Regions from separate parts of the Mus musculus genome. Here regions 1 and 2 are each linked to region 3. Evidence: chromatin loops called from intact Hi-C (ENCODE). Cell type or tissue: heart. All regions are shown on one strand. Region 1 overlaps Bid (BH3 interacting domain death agonist). Region 2 overlaps Mical3 (microtubule associated monooxygenase, calponin and LIM domain containing 3). Region 3 holds the start of Mical3 (microtubule associated monooxygenase, calponin and LIM domain containing 3).

Region 1 (5,000 bases), 230 kb before region 3:
CAGTTCCCAGCACCTATAGGCAACAGCTCACAATGGCCTGAAACTTCAGCTCCAGGGGATCTGATGGCAATGCATGTACCTGCAAGCATGCTCATGTACTCACACATGAGGTGCACGCAGAAACAGGTAACGTTAACTCTTTAAAAAATGGGGAGGGGAGTGCAGGCCTTTAATCCCAGCACTTGGGAGGCAGAGGCAGGCGGATTTCTGAGTTCAAGGCCAGCCTGGTCTACAAAGTGAGTTCCAGGACAGCCAGGGCTATACAGAGAAACCCTGCCTCAAAAAAAAAACAAAAAAACAAAAAACAAAAAAACAAGGTGGGGTGGAAAGTGAGCTTCAGGTTCTGTGGCTCACATTAAAGAATCTACCCCATAGGAGGAGCCCAAGGCTGTTGACAAATGTGTGTGTCTTTGACAGCCACTGGAGAGTGGCAGGTAGAGAGAGTGCCAGCAAAGACAGGCTGTATGTAGGCACAATGAATCTAGATGGTGAGGGCAGCCACGATTTCAGCTGCTGGAAGTCCTAAGAACAGAATCTTCTTCCTTGGGCAGGTACTTCACAGCCCCGGGGTTTGGTTTCTCTCTCTCCCCTCTCCCCACCACCCCTCCACCTCTGCTTTAGGAAGGACCCGGTGCTGAGGAACGAGCTTTGGGTCCTTCACCGTATACCCAGCAAGAGGTGGACTTGTATCGGTTTCCATGTGCTGATTCTAACCACACAGCCCAGCAGATGCTCACCCTGGGGGAACGACATGGAGTTCGCCACAAGAGAAGACTGAGTATCTGTACAGATCAGGTACTTCAGGGATCTTCCTGGAGGCCTGACTCCTAAGCTCTGTACTCTGACTAAATTCTTTGGAGAGACCATGCTGACGGGCAGTCAAGGACAGGGTTTACTTCCTGGGAAAGACTGGTTCGACAAGGAAAAATGTCCCACACTTCCGAAATGTCCCATAAGAGGGGCTCCCAGACCAGAGTCATACTTACTTCCTCCGACAGGCTGCCATTCATGAACTGTGCGGCTAGCTGTCTCACCAGTGTGGGCTGGATGTTGTGGTCCATCTCATCGCCTATTTGGGCGAGATGTCTGGCAATGTTGTGGATGATTTCTTCCTGACTTTCAGAATCTGTTTAGGCAACAAATACAAGACTCAGCAATGGTTCTGTCAACAGCTTCAGGCCACTTCCTACCTCCGCACCTGCCCTAGTGAGGACCATGAGTGCCGCCCCTCCCCGGGTGCAGGGAAGGCCTGGGTAGCAGAACCTGGCTGGAGAAGCAGGCCTGTCCCAGATTATATGCTTGCTGCTGCGGGGGCTGGGGGGTTGGGGGTGCTCCTGTCCTGTGTCCTGCCTGTGTCACTGCTGCTTTAATGCAGTGGGCAACTGCTTCAGCATTCAGCGGTACTCCAGGCCCTCCCTCAGTCCATGCCTGTCACATGGTCACCACATTGCTCTCCTCAAGGCCTCTCTGGTGCTCACTGCTTCTGCTTAGGTGACAGTAACTGCATGGCTTCCGGTTCCCTGTGATTTAAATCCACTACTCGCCGAGTGTTCTAGGCAGACTCAGCTGCTCACTGGCTTGCTGAAGCCACTACTTTGCCCTGCTCCCAATCTGCAGCCGATCGATCGTCTGCAAAGCCTCGTCATCCCCAGTCTCGTGACTTAAGCCAGGCTTTGAAGTCTGGCATGGACTGATGCAGAAAGAAGCGGGTATGGCACAGAGTGACAGACACCTGCGCACAGCCAGAGCCTCCTCCCGCTGCCCTGAACTTCCTGAGCCTTTCCTGGACTGCCTGGCGCTTCTCTTCAGTTTTGGCCTGGCTGGCTGGCTCACTGGTGGGCTTCGGAGACAAGGCTATGGTAAAACCCAGCTTGTAGAGAATACCTGTCACATCCCAGCCTACTCAAGATACCACTTCAGGGCATTTGAAAAATGAACCACATTTGGCAGAAGCAGGCAGAGTTCTGGGAGTTCATGATTAGCCTGGTCAACACAACAAATTTCAGGCTAGGCAGGGTAAGGCCCTGTCTCAAAAGAAATAAACTAGCCAGAGGGGGGTAGGGAAGCCAAACTAGCTGCTGGTCTCCCTTGCAACCACTAGAGGGCAGTGAAGCCTCTGTGTCCAAGATCGGGGGCAGCAGTGCTTAGAGTCCTGAAGTATCCTGACCTGAGTTTGATCCCAGGACACACATGGTGGAAGGAAAACAGCCAGCTCTGACTCCATACATATGCTAGGGCATGTGCATACCCCATACTCAGACAGACAGACAGACAGACAGACAAGCATTTTAAAAAAAATCATGCAGCTCCAGAACGTGCTGGAGGAGCAGAGCCCGAGCCAGGCCTGTACACTCTGAAGAACTTCTCAGTGATGCCCACCTGCATGCTGCCCACAGCGCTCTGAGCACTCGCTGCACCTCAGCCTTTAGGGAGGTCTCCTCAGTTGCTGTAAACACAGCATGGGGACAGGGGACAGGGGACAGGTGAAGGCTAGGAGCAGCCGAGTGACACAGGCTTAGCAGGAGGTGACTGCACTGATGAAGGAGCAGCTTGGTTGAGCCTTGCTCCTGCTGCATGGGCAGTTTGATCTGAGGTCAGCCATTTCTCTGCTGTGCCTCAGTTTCCTTATCTGGAAATGAGGGTCAGGATACTTCAATACTCGGTCATCTCTTTAGGTAATAGCAAGTCACATATGTTAAAGTTTCATTTAGGAGGCAAAATGACTCTAACGGCAGGAGTTTTCACTGGATTGAAAGTTCAGCTAGCCTACACAAATGAGGTGCTGTGTGGCTATTGAAGGATGCTTACCTGGCAGCCATGACCAGACTAGCAATGTCCCAGACCTCCCAGATCTGAATGGCAGGACGAAGGACTCTGCCTTGCTACTTTCCAAAACTCCACAAGCTGAAGCTGATGGCACTTCTGGGTTATAACATCTTGACCAGCATGGTGGCTTGAACATGCTTGGCCCAGATAGTGGCACTGATAGGAAGTGTGTCCTTGTTGGAAGAAGTGTGGGTGTGGGCTTTCAGACCCTCCTCCTAGCAGCCCGGAAGATGACAGCTGGATCAAGATGCAGAGCTCTCAGCTCTTCCTCCAGCACCATCCTACCTGGACGCTGCCATGCTTCCTGCCATGATGTTAATGGACTGACCTTCTGAACTTGTAAGCCAGCCTCAACCCAATTTGTCCTTTATAAGAATTGCCTTGGGCTGGGCGTGGTGGCGCACACCTTTAATCCCAGCACTAGGGAGGCAGAAGCAGGACCAATCATCATTATAGTTTTTTATTTCAAATGTACCTCATCCCCTCTCTTGACTCCTCTTTTCTGAATGACTTGATAGTTGCAGGAAAGAACTAAGAAATAAAAAAAAATAATAAAATAAAAAACCTAGCCAGCACATGGGAGGCAGAGGCAGGCGGATCTCTGAGTTCGAGGCCAGCCTGGTCTACAGAGTGAGTTCCAGGATAGCCAGGGCTACACAGAGACACCCTGTCTCGAAGCCCCCTCCCCCTCAAAAAACAGTTGCCTTGGTCATGGTGTCTTTTCACAGCAATGAAGCCTAAACTAGACAATCAATTTCCATACTTTGGCTGTACTATAACTGTTTGGGACATATGTTTTAAAAACCATGTTTTAAATATTGGTCCAGAGAGGATCCTCAGGTCCAGACCTGAAGAGAACTCAGGACTCATCAGAAGGAAGAACTTTCTAATTAGTTGTCCTGATACAGGCGATGTCATATGAACTGGACATTACTGGGGGCAGTCACATGCAGATCATAAGACAGGAGTCACATGACATGCACACACACACCAGCCTGACAATGTAAGGTTAGAGACTGAGCTCCAAAAGCCCTTGTAGCTTTTGGGGGTCAGTAAAGGCTACATTTGGGATGAGGTGGACAAGGCCAGGACCTACCTGGCTCTATTCTTCCTTGGTTGAAGGAGCGGCTGGCCTGGCTGCCATCTGTCTGCAGCTCGTCTTCGAGGTCTGCCTCCCAGTAAGCTTGCACAGGCAGTTCCCGACCCAGCACCTCCAGCTCTTGGCGAGTACAGCCAGAGCTTTGGAGAAAGCCGAACACCAGCAGGTCTGTGATGTGCTCGGCCCCCAGGCCGGAACCGTTGCTGACCTAAGGTGGAAGGGGAGTCAGGAAGGCTCACGGGAGCCTGGGTCAGAGCACAGTTGGACCCGAGTCACAATGGCCTGTGACAACCAATAACTCGGAGGATCTAAATGCCCTAGTGAGAGGCCCAGGGGCAGAGAAACAGGCTGTGGTGTGCTTGCCAAACAGAAGACACCAAGGGGCTATCGAGCCACCTTCTACAGATCCCCTCCTGAAGACACCCACTGGGGAAGCTGCTTCGAGGGAAGGTCTCAGGGACACTGGGGTGGCAGGCAAATGTCATTACTTCAGTTCCATCCATGTTTCCGTTCAGGGCTGAGCCTGACTGTACGGGCTGTGCTCCTAGCAGCAAGCGGTTCCTCTTTCCCCTCACTCCCTCATGAGCAGACACAGGATGCCTGATAAACTCTAGGAAGCAGGGACCCAGGTCCGACTCTGCCTGTGCCTTTCAGGGGGACATGTGCACTATCAGAGGCAGCAGGGAGGGTCTTGCTCACCGGCCTCTCTGCCAGTTCTATGGTGTGTACAAAAGCAGCCCTGGGTAGGAGCACTATGAAGGAGCACTTAGCGCCAGGCGTGGTGGCGCACGCCTTTAATCCCAGCACTCGGGAGGCAGAGGCAGAGGCAGGCGGATTTCTGAGTTCGAAGCCAGCCTGGTCTACACAGTGAGTTCCAGGACAGCCAGGGCTATACAGAGAAATCCTGTCTCGAAAAAAACAAAAAACAAAAAAAAGGAGGAGCACTCAGCAACGCCTGTTCCATGAGTCCCTGTAGTACAAAAAAACGTAGTAGCAAAACCTGCTTCACTTAATGTCCCTCAACTGTGTGCATAACAGTTGTCATAAAGTCAGAAACATCTACAATAAGATACAA
Region 2 (5,000 bases), 120 kb before region 3:
CCAGCAACCACATGGTGGCTCATAACCACCCATAATGAGATCTGATGACCTCTTCTGGGGTGTCTGAAGACAGCTACAGTATACTTACATATAACAATAAATAAATCTTAAAAAAAAAAAGAGATGCCCTAGGATTGGCTGGCCTCACCTGCCATTAACCCCACATATCATGTCCATTAGTAACAGGGCCTTTGAGACGCATACGCCTGGGACAGGCAGGCACAGGAAAGAGGAGAGCAGAAATGAGACCCAAGCTCTCCTGTGAGAGATGCCCTCATAGGATCTGAAAGTCACCTTTTCTTCACTCTGTGGAGCAGATGACAAAGTGCCCAGCACACGGCAGCCCTTGCCCCACTGTGTGCATCAGGATCCTTCTCTCGTAACCAGGGACTATCTCAGGAGCCATGGCCTGGGACTGCATGCGCAGGGGCATTTGTCATTCAGTTCTTGTGATGTAGCAACTTGGACAAGCACCCCACCCCCCACTCCAAGAGGGATGGAGTCAAGTTCTGTTTGTTTCTGGCATGAAAAGCAGCTGGCTTTCTTCTTCCCACTCCCAGAAGGGTCAAAGTGTAGGAATCGCTGGGCTCACCCCACTGTACGCCACACGCATGCGAGTGCTTCTACACATATACACACTGCCTAAGAATACGAAGCAGAGGCAAAGGCAGCTGACTCTCCGATCCCTAACAAACTCCTCGGAACTGGATCGGAGCCACCCGGGATAAAGCAGGGTTCATTCCACACAGGATTACAAGAAACACCAGGAGTGCTGTGTGCTCACTATTTTACTAGGAGAGTTAGTGACGGCATGGTTCAAATTCTGTAGCACGCACGTGATTAAGAAAACGCAGTCTTCGGTCAAAGATTGAAAAATGCTATCAGTATCGGGCACAGCTTAACAGCGGGTTCGCTCTGACAGGCTGTGACGTGTGAAACACTCAAAGGCAGCGGGCAGCCTCTTTAACATGGGTGTCTGTGGCAGCTCTCTCACACACACAGAGCTTCTGAGGAGCCAGGCAAAGGCAGAGACCTAGGCTCCCTTAGGTGGGTGACACCTGTAGAAAGTGGAGCGAGCAGAGGCTGCAGAACATGGTTTTGTTCAGTCCAGGCCATGCTACCTGTCGGAGGGAGTCAGAGGAGGGAGAGGCAGGGCGGGTGGAGGAGCGGAGGCTAAGGGAGAGCTCCCACTGGTCAACAAAAAATCGACGTGAAGGCTCAGGCTCTGGCTATAAAATACAAGGCAGAGAAAAAGAGCACAGTACATGTTAGAAGTCATGATAGGAAATCCGAGTTTCAGACGGCTTTACTGTTCAGCTGTAGAATGTACATGGTAAATAGAGAAGCAGGTCTTCCTATTTCCAGAATCGAGTGAGCTTCATCTAGAGCTCCCATCTGCTTCCCGCGCTTGCCCAATGCTGGCTCTGGAGCACATCTCGGGAGCTGGGAGCACCTGTGAAGCCTCGGGGCACCTTGGCTTGGTGTTCCTACTGGGTTCACCCTAGGTGGGTAACACCAGCTTCTCACAGAGCCCTCACTGACCTGCGCGGGGATTTTCCCTTGGCAGAGACATCTCCAGTCATGCTAGTTCTCTCCTGACAGAGTGAAGGGCAGGGTTGGGACCCTCACTGTCCTCTGCCAGGGTTCAGGGCGTGCCCTTGTCCTGTGGACAGTGCCCAAGGCCTTCTCCACCTAATGCTAGAGCTCTGGGAAGCTCTATCTGCACTAGGTGTTCAGGATGGGTGTTCTGCTTGCAGAGGAGCCAGATAAACGGAGGGCACGGTCCAGGGACTGATATAAATGCCCCTTGTCTTCCTGACACTGGCCTCAGCTGGTGCAGCAACAGTGGGTAGGATCTTCCTCAGTGCTGGCTATGGGAGCCAGCACCTCTGATCCAGAGGGGAATGAGATAACAGACAGCCTTAAGTTTTCCCGCCACATGCTGGATACAATCTTTACAAGGTGGGAGGGATAGGGGTGCTGCCCAAGCTCCAAGGACAGCCACTGCGTCCCTTTAGTTGACATTTCAGTGTCACAGCAGTGATAAGGCAGCGTGGCAGGTATCTGAGCCTTCCCTATCCTCTGCCCCAAGTGTCTGACAGCTTCTGGGCCCTGAGTATAGTATAGAGACGACTGACCACCTGGAATGTGGAGCAGTCACAGTGCGTGCGGGGACTGAGTGAAGGAGAGCTACAGAGAGTGAGGGTGTGCATGGGCAGGGCTATGGAGTCGGGGAGAAGTCCTGGAAAAGAACAGAAGTGGTGCCCCCGGTATCTAGCCTGAGCCCCACACTGAGGATCTATACACACCAACGTCCGGGAAAAACAAAAGTCCCCCCATGACAGTGTTGTTTAGGCACATCCTGTGCCTGTTGGGGACCTACTCTCCCCGCTGGGCACCGGTGTCCCGGACCTCAGTTTCCTGCCAAGCTTCCTTTCACTCAATGAACTTCCTCACTCCCTTTTCAGATGTTGCTTATTAAAAACCATCAACCTTATTAAGTATGCAAGCTTCAGGACACAGGACACTACCCTGTTCTCTGCTATGGGAGGACCTGGAAAGAAGGAAGAGGCTGTGGACACCGACTTCCCACCAGGCGGCAGTACAGCAGAGCGGGTGACAGGGAGGGGCAGAGGCCAGCCTCCCCTCTTAAACCCGTCCTGCTGGTAGTTTCCTTCAAGGGAAGGGAAGATGGTGCTGCTGCCTATTTCCTGGTGGTCTCGAGATGTGTCCCCGCTTGCTGCCTGGTCCTCAGTGCGGGTCTCAGAGAGCAAAGGCAGGAGGGAGGCGGCTGTGAAATCACCAGAACTTGCGAGACATCAGCTCAGTGCAGATCCGGAAGGACGGGAACAATGCAAAAAGCCTCACAAAATAAGTAGGCTAGGGGCTTCATCACCACATTCATTGAATGAAAAAAAAAATGGAACGATAGTTCATTTTAGACATCCCTGTGTTTTTTTTTTTAGAAAAGATCAGCTATAGCTTTTCATTATGTACCCATCCTGCCTCGGGCTGCGTTTCCTGATCTTCCTATCTGACTTCTTCCCCCGAGAGCCTCAGTTCTTCTTAGTACTTTTATTTCAGGAGCTGAGGCTGACACATCCACTGCCTGTCTGTCCCGAGGCTCCGCTCTTCCACTCCTCCCCGATGACCAATGCCCTTTGGCTACCCTAGGGGAAGAGGTGATAAGGTCTTGGCATGGGATAGAGGAACACAAATGGGAAGTCTCTACGGCCCACTGCAACAATGAAAGCACCAGGGTTAGCATCCAGTCTGAATGCTTTGCAGATGGACACTCTGCCGTGAATGCTACCGTGCGGGACAACGCTGTTAGCAAAGAGTTCTGGCTCTTGGCTGGGTGACAAGTGTGCAGAAAGCTAGGAGAAGGGGCTCTTCTCCACGCTCCCTTCCCTCTGCCCCACCACACAGCGTGCCCCAAAGGTGGGCTCTCAGCACCCCGTGCCACAGGCTCATGCTTTTACCCTCTTGAGGTGGGGATCCTGCTTGCCACGGCTGTCAGCATGAAGAGTCCTGTACATCTGTTGGCAACAAGATAAAAACTTAAGCTCCATCCCGACCAGCTCGGTAACAGTGGGAGATTTAGGCAAGAATTCAGGGTTCACATTTATATATATCCCCCAGCCTGAGACTTCCCTAACCAGCTGTCCACAATCCCACCGGTACCAAATTCCATGATCTGCGACAATTTTCTGCCCACCTGCCTCTAATGAGGCTCCCTACACAGGCCAAGCACTGTGGTTAGTACAAAGGTGGAACGATGTGTGTTTCGCACAGTGGTATAAGATTGGAGGCGTGCAGTGAAAGGCTCAGGGGAGGAGGGTTGGCAGGGAAGCTTTCCACAGCAAGAAAGGTGGGGAGAGGACACCGGATGAGCAAAGGACCTTTACAGAGCGCAGAGGAGACTCTGGAGTGGGGAGCAGGCCTTGAATAGGAACAGGGGAGCGGGGCTCGGGTTACTGAGGGGAGAGGTATGTGGAGCCTGGTGGCACTCTCAGTTAATGCAGAGGATCATGGGAAATCTTAGGACAGGCACAAGGCTGCCTCAGTGAGCTGAGGTGGCAACTGTGGGGACAGGAGGACCACACTGTCCACTCAAGGTAACTTGAGATGTCCATCCTTGGGAAGTGGATGCTAGTGTCTGGGGTCTGACCTCATCCAGTGCCGATGCCACACTGCCACAGGCAGCATGAGCCCAGCACCAGCCTCTGGCTCCCGCTCGGTTCCAGGACATTGCTCACCTGTCCTCTTGCATAACTCCTTGGCCTCTCCACCCTACACCTCAGAGTGCAAATTGGAGATGGTGGTGGGACCTGCCCCACAGTTACTGTGGGGACTGACTGAGTGACTGAGGAGCAGAACAAATGCTCAAACTGTGAGCCCTTTTTGTTTGTTTGTTTGTTTGTTTGTTTGTTTTTGAGACAGGGTTTCTCTGTGTAACCCTGACTGTCCTGGAACTCACTCTGTAGACCAGGCTGGCCTCGAACTCAGAAATCCGCCTGCCTCTGCCTCCCGAGTGCTGGGATTAAAGCTGTGCGCCACGCCCGGCTGTGAGCCCTTATTAAGAGGAGGCACTGGGCAGTCACAGAGGCTAGCACGGCTCAGTTCTTAGGCCCAGGGGCGGGAGGAGGAAGGCCTGGAAAACCAGATGCGTCGTTAGTGGTTACTTTTGAGGTAGGCTACCTTCGTTATGAAAATATCCTGTCACAGATCCTGCCCTCAGAAGTGGCTTTTTAAAATTTATTTTATAGGGTTTCAGCTCAAAGGTCAGCAAGCCATTCTGTGTGCATACGGTATAGGTGTGTCCACCCTGAATGTGAGATTGTGCGGTCAACAGCCACAAGTATCTGGTGGCTTTCAAATGCTTTAACCATCTGCTTGGAGCGTGAATGGGTGGCTGGGTTGGTTAGAAGAAACTGTATAAGCCAGAGAGCAGGCTGTCAGTATCAGGAGGAGCCAACCCCATGCAGGGAGGCCACACG
Region 3 (5,000 bases):
TAAGCAAGCACAAGGAGAAGTTTGTCCAAGTCACTCACTGGGAATGTGGAGACAGAGTAATATGGTACAGTACGTGGGAGAGCTGTGGCCATTCTGTGTGAGTATCCTCCTGCCCCACCCCCCTTAGCCTGGCATAGGAGGCCTTGTGATCCCAGCCGGGTGGGTGGGTGCTCTTTATGTGGTCACTTAATTCTCTTTCCAATTTATGAAGTGAATGACGGGAGCCAGGCTTTCGGAATAGGCAGCACTGTCTGTCATTTTCCGCCCCTACCCCCAAGACTTTAACCCTTTCTCAATCTAATCAAAATTAATGAGAATGCCCTAGAAAGCTGTGATGGGGGAAAAAAGTCCTAGCACCAGCTCACACGTCATAGTTTTAGTTTTTAGTTTATGAGAATCTTATGTAGCCTAGGCTGGCCCAGAACCCAACATAGAGTGGAGAATGGCTCCAGATCTTCCCGCCACTACCCCTCAAGTGCTGGGCTTATGGGCATGCCCCACCCGCTGCCCTGACCTTGTAGGCTGGCTCTGACTTCTCAGGCCTGGAGTGTGAGGCCTTACCTAATTTCTGTGAGCACAGCAGCCTTTGGGGAACTTGCTGCGCAGTTTCTGCCTCCCACCTGCTTCCCAGCATTTATGACTTATGAATATTTATGAGATAGCTTTAGAATGCAAAGTTTAGAAGCCCTTTGCTTCCTGGTCTATGAGTGTATTTGTGAAGAGAATGCTACCCTAGTTATCCAGTTCTCGGAAAATGGAAATTTTTACTATTTCCCTTTCGGTGTAGGAGGGCTTTAAAGCCATAATGAATTCAGTCTTGAAAAGGATTAAGACTATAATTTCTAGGTCAAATTGTTTGCTTTTTTTCCTTTGTTCTAATGCCTACCATATTCTTGCCTTCTCTTTCTTTCACTCTCTTCTTTCCTCAAGATCTAATATAGACCAGGCTAGCCTCAAACTTGCTCTATAGCTGTGTGGCCTTCAACCTGTGATCCTTTGTGACCACCTCCCAAATGCTGGGGTTCCAGGCGTGAATCACCGTGTTCCATCCACCTCTTTCCAGCAGCCATGCTTCTTGCGGCTGAAGAGTGGGACAGTTATGTGTGACTCTGCTAAGCACACAGACACGGACCCCATTTCTACAGGAACCCGCAGTTTTCCCTCTGCAGTCCCGCAGAGGCTCACATTTCCTTTTCTCCTTGGTCTGGAATATAGGTCAGAACATTTCTTCAGAGAAGGAGCCCATTCTGAGAGAGGCGCGCCCTCTCTGCTTCGAAACATCCCTCTCGCCCTCAGCTGCTTCAGGTAGTCAGAGGTCCTGCCTGCCGAGGTCCAGCCTCGGCTCCTGCATGCTTTCTTCCACACAGCGGCTAGTCGCGCATCACAAAAACAATATACCCCGCCCTCCAGCAGCAGCGTACGGAGTTCACCTGTATACGTCATCCTGATTAGAATGGTGGCGGGCAACCTCGGTGCTTTAGAATCACTTGGGAAGACCCCAGTAGCTAGGGCGGACTACTGCAGGGGCCAGCAGTGCAGCCGTCCCTTTATCGCTCATTCCATCTAGGTCTCTCCCCCTTTTCTCCTGTCTTTCCAACGCGATACATTCTAAACACTTCGTCCTAGTGCCATGGCTAGGCAAGAATAGATTGGGGGTGGGAGGTGGGAGAGGAGGGGTTGACGGGGGTGGGGGTGGGGGGGGGAGAGGACCTGACGAATATACAGAAAGTACTTTGCCCTGGAAACATGCTCCCTCGGTTCTGAAACAAACGCAGTGCTCCGAAAGTCTCTTTTCGCCCTTCCATTGACTTCCAGAGGGGAACCAACATAACCATCCCTTTGTTAACGCTCGACAGAGGCTGACTTGCGCCGAGTCCTCCGCAGCCAGGGGCACGTGCATGCCTGTGCTTGTGGGGATGGCATCTCTGGCCTGTTTACCCGGTTGTGGAGGCGAGCGCCGGCGCCCTCTACTGGACCGAAATGAATGTCCCTCCGAGTGTAACAATTGTCGCCTGTGGATGAGCTAATGGATTCACATTGAGCTTGCAGGAAGGACACGGTGTCGTGAGGATCCCCGGGCAGTCCTCCGACTGGCATACCACTGGCTTGCCTAGGGATGTTATTTCTTTGGTGGGGGTTGTGGGGGGGTGTTAAAGAATAAAGAAAATTGGACGGTATTGGCTAAGAAACTGAGCGCTGTGTTTCTCAGTCTTTGGGGCGTGTGCTTATGGTGCACGGTATCCGCTGATGGGGCGTTGTGCGGTAAAGGAGACAAGGATACCCGGGTGTAGCTCCCACTGCTTAAGAGAGCCATGCGTTTAAAGGCAGACAGAATTGTTCCAAGAATCCCACATATGTCAGAAAGGCAAAGCAAGGCATAAACAATTGAAAGATGTGATAAATATTTTTAAAGGCGTCAATCAAGACACAGAACCTTTTTCTTTAAGGGGTTTGCTCACCCAAGGGGAGATTTGGTGGTACTTACGGACTTGGGGCTTCACACCCGCATCTTCCTCGCCGGTGAGAGCTTGCCTCCCCAGATTGGCTGGTCCTCAGGACACAGGTGCTGCTGTTGTGGCTGCATGCATCCTGAGTGTGGTGACTCCACCTTCCAGCTAGAATCCCATCAAAGGTTCTCACTCAGAAGCCCCGAGGCACACTTCTTTCATCGGAGCAGCGAAGAAGGAACGAAGAACCCGGGGTCTGCCTCTGTCTGTCCTCCCTCACCGCTGCATCTCAGCTAGGGCTGCAGAAAGTGCCGTAGCAGAGCTGTCTAGGGCTCCTCGCGGTTGCCACGGTAACCAGGAGCAGGCGCCTACCCTGGTGGCTGGGGAAGGCTGTGGAGGAAAGGTAACGGATAAGCGATGATGCGTTGGCCTCTCTCCTGGGCATCGGTTGAGCCTCAAGTGACCCAAATGAAATGAAGTTCCAGCACAGATAAATCGTTCTTTCGACTCAAACCTAAATCCAAACCCGAACTACCCCTGCTATCCTTTTTCTCCTCTTTTCCCTCCCCAGTCAACACACACAGGAACATCATAAGGATTAGAAATTCCAGCACTATCCCAGGCGCCCTGCCCCAGAGGATCCCGCTGCACACAGAACAGAATGTTTGCTAGGCTTGCTCTTGAAAACAGAACTCCCAGCGGGTGCCAGCCGCGGGCGAGCTCCGGGGAGCTAGAGAAGGGACCAAGCAAAGGATGCTAATGGGAGGGTCATTTAACCTCTTTGAGCCCTAGGATCAAAGATACAAAGTTGTCTTAGAAAATGCTTATCAAATTAAGTTGTTCTTGTTACAATGTTAATTTTGATCGTGAACGCAGGCTTTGATCCCCAAAGACTCAATCCAAAGGCCATAATCCTAAGTGATAAAATATCTCTAAATTCTAAACCCTGAAAGATTAACACCTTAACAATATAATTATTCTGGAAAACAATTTTATTTCTTTTTATTCTTTCCTTTTTAAAAGGCAAGAGTCTCATTAAATATGGAAGGCTGGCTTTGAACTGTATATTAATAGTTAAGGGTGACTTTGAACTCCTGACCCTCAAACAAACAAAAACAACACTAAAATACTAGAGAGAAAAATTTTTTCAGTGAAGAACTGGGGAAGCAACTCAGGACATGGGGTTCTTATTCACTATGTAAGAGTTCTGTATCCAACAATGAGGGAAACAGAAAAGCAAAAACAAAAAGTTAAAAAGAAATTGGACAAAAAAAAAAGTGTACTTCAAGAACAGATTAAGCCAGATGTAATGGTGCACACCTTTAATCCCAGCACTTGGGAGACAGAAGCAGGTGTATCTCTGTGAGTTTGAGGCCAGCCTGGTCTACAGAGTGAGTTCTATGACAGTTGGAGCTTAATAGTGAGACACTGTCTCCAAACGAAACAAAATAAAAGGAAACAGAAGGTTAAAGGACTGAAGCAAAGGCTCAGTGGTTAAGAGCATTGACTGCTCTTCCAAAAATCTAGGCTTGATCCCTAGCACCTACACGGTAGTTAACCACCATCTGTAACGCCAGCTCCAGGGGTTCCAATACCCTCTTCTAGACGTCATGGACAATGGCATGTACCTAGTGCACAGATATGCATGCAGGAGAAACACTCATATATACATACACACATGAGAGAGAGAGAGAGAGAGAGAGAGAGAGAGAGAGAGATTCAAGGGGGCAATGAGGACTCAGCAAAGAAAGGTACTTACTGCTCAGACTGACAACCTGATTTTGGTTTCTAGAACCCACATGGTAGGAGAGAATGGAACCCCAAGTTCCATTAGGAGGTCAGAGTACTCCTAATACTCCCCCACAAAATAAATAAAATTAATGAATTAAACATAGATCAAAAGCGGTAGTCCACAAAAGCTGGCTAACTTCCATGATCATTAACTATAAGATCCTGCATCGTGGTGATGCTTAGAGATCTCCTGGGATAACCCAGCCCCATCCATTTTCCATCCAGCATGGCTCTTTTGAAAATTCCTCTATGATTTTATACACACCGACAAGAGCATTCCCTATTAAATGCTCCCATCTCCCAGGCCTGCTTCTGGGCTGTTTTGGGCATATGGCACCTGTTCCACACGTTCTCATATACAGACCACAGGCTGGCAGAAACAAACCTGGTGAGTGAGCGGTAATAGTATTGCCTACGTGGCTTCCTGCCTTACTGTGCCTGTAATTATTTTCCAACCAGTTAGAAGCTTGGCTGGCTTCTTCAGGCTAATGCAGCTTTTAATTCATTAAAAGCTCCTGGAATTCCATCAGCTGGATGGAATGCCAATGTAGATAAATGATCTTTATTTTGTTCTGGGAGTCTCTCCACACAGCCCTGGCTGTCCTGGAACTCACTCTGTAGACCAGGCTGGCCTCAAATTCGCAGATATCTCCTGCCTCTGCCTCCCGAGTGCTGGGATTAAAGGCATGTACCACCACCTTCTGGCTTTTTCCTTCTTTTAAAGTCAGAGTCTGGGTAGCCCAGGCTGGTCTCAAACTTAAG

What was found. A loop is a pair of places that touch in the nucleus more often than their neighbours do. Peaks named below come from ENCODE experiments on the same cell type or tissue, not always from the same donor. Only the 100,000 strongest peaks of a DNase experiment are listed, where the experiment ranks them.
Region 1: a loop joins it to region 3, with 2.0 times the contacts of the local background. A loop is called at or near these places in 7 of 42 quality-filtered maps.
Region 2: it touches region 3 in a loop (6-fold over the local background); 13 of 42 quality-filtered maps call a loop at or near these places.

What each region holds. Positions count from the first base shown.
Region 1 is chr6:120,896,234-120,901,233 of GRCm38, forward strand. It overlaps Bid (BH3 interacting domain death agonist), which reads right to left. Exons shown (of 6, transcript NM_007544.4): 3 at 3,923-4,133; 4 at 987-1,126. Among named protein-coding and RNA genes, the nearest start is that of Bid, 18 kb to the right of the region's middle. In heart, a CTCF peak has its summit at 2,082 (motif pointing right); a DNase peak (open chromatin) is centred at 2,098.
Region 2 is chr6:121,011,346-121,016,345 of GRCm38, forward strand. All of the region lies in intron 16 of Mical3 (microtubule associated monooxygenase, calponin and LIM domain containing 3), which reads right to left. Among named protein-coding and RNA genes, the nearest start is that of Gm4651, 51 kb to the right of the region's middle. In heart, a CTCF peak has its summit at 2,589 (motif pointing right); DNase peaks (open chromatin) are centred at 2,596 and 3,196; H3K27ac peaks cover 1,043 bases.
Region 3 is chr6:121,128,285-121,133,284 of GRCm38, forward strand. Mical3 (microtubule associated monooxygenase, calponin and LIM domain containing 3) reads right to left here and starts at 2,738. Exons shown (of 32, transcript NM_001270475.1): 1 at 2,486-2,738. In heart, a CTCF peak has its summit at 1,968 (motif pointing left); a DNase peak (open chromatin) is centred at 1,977; H3K4me3 peaks cover 1,996 bases; H3K27ac peaks cover 1,576 bases; H3K27me3 peaks cover 2,155 bases.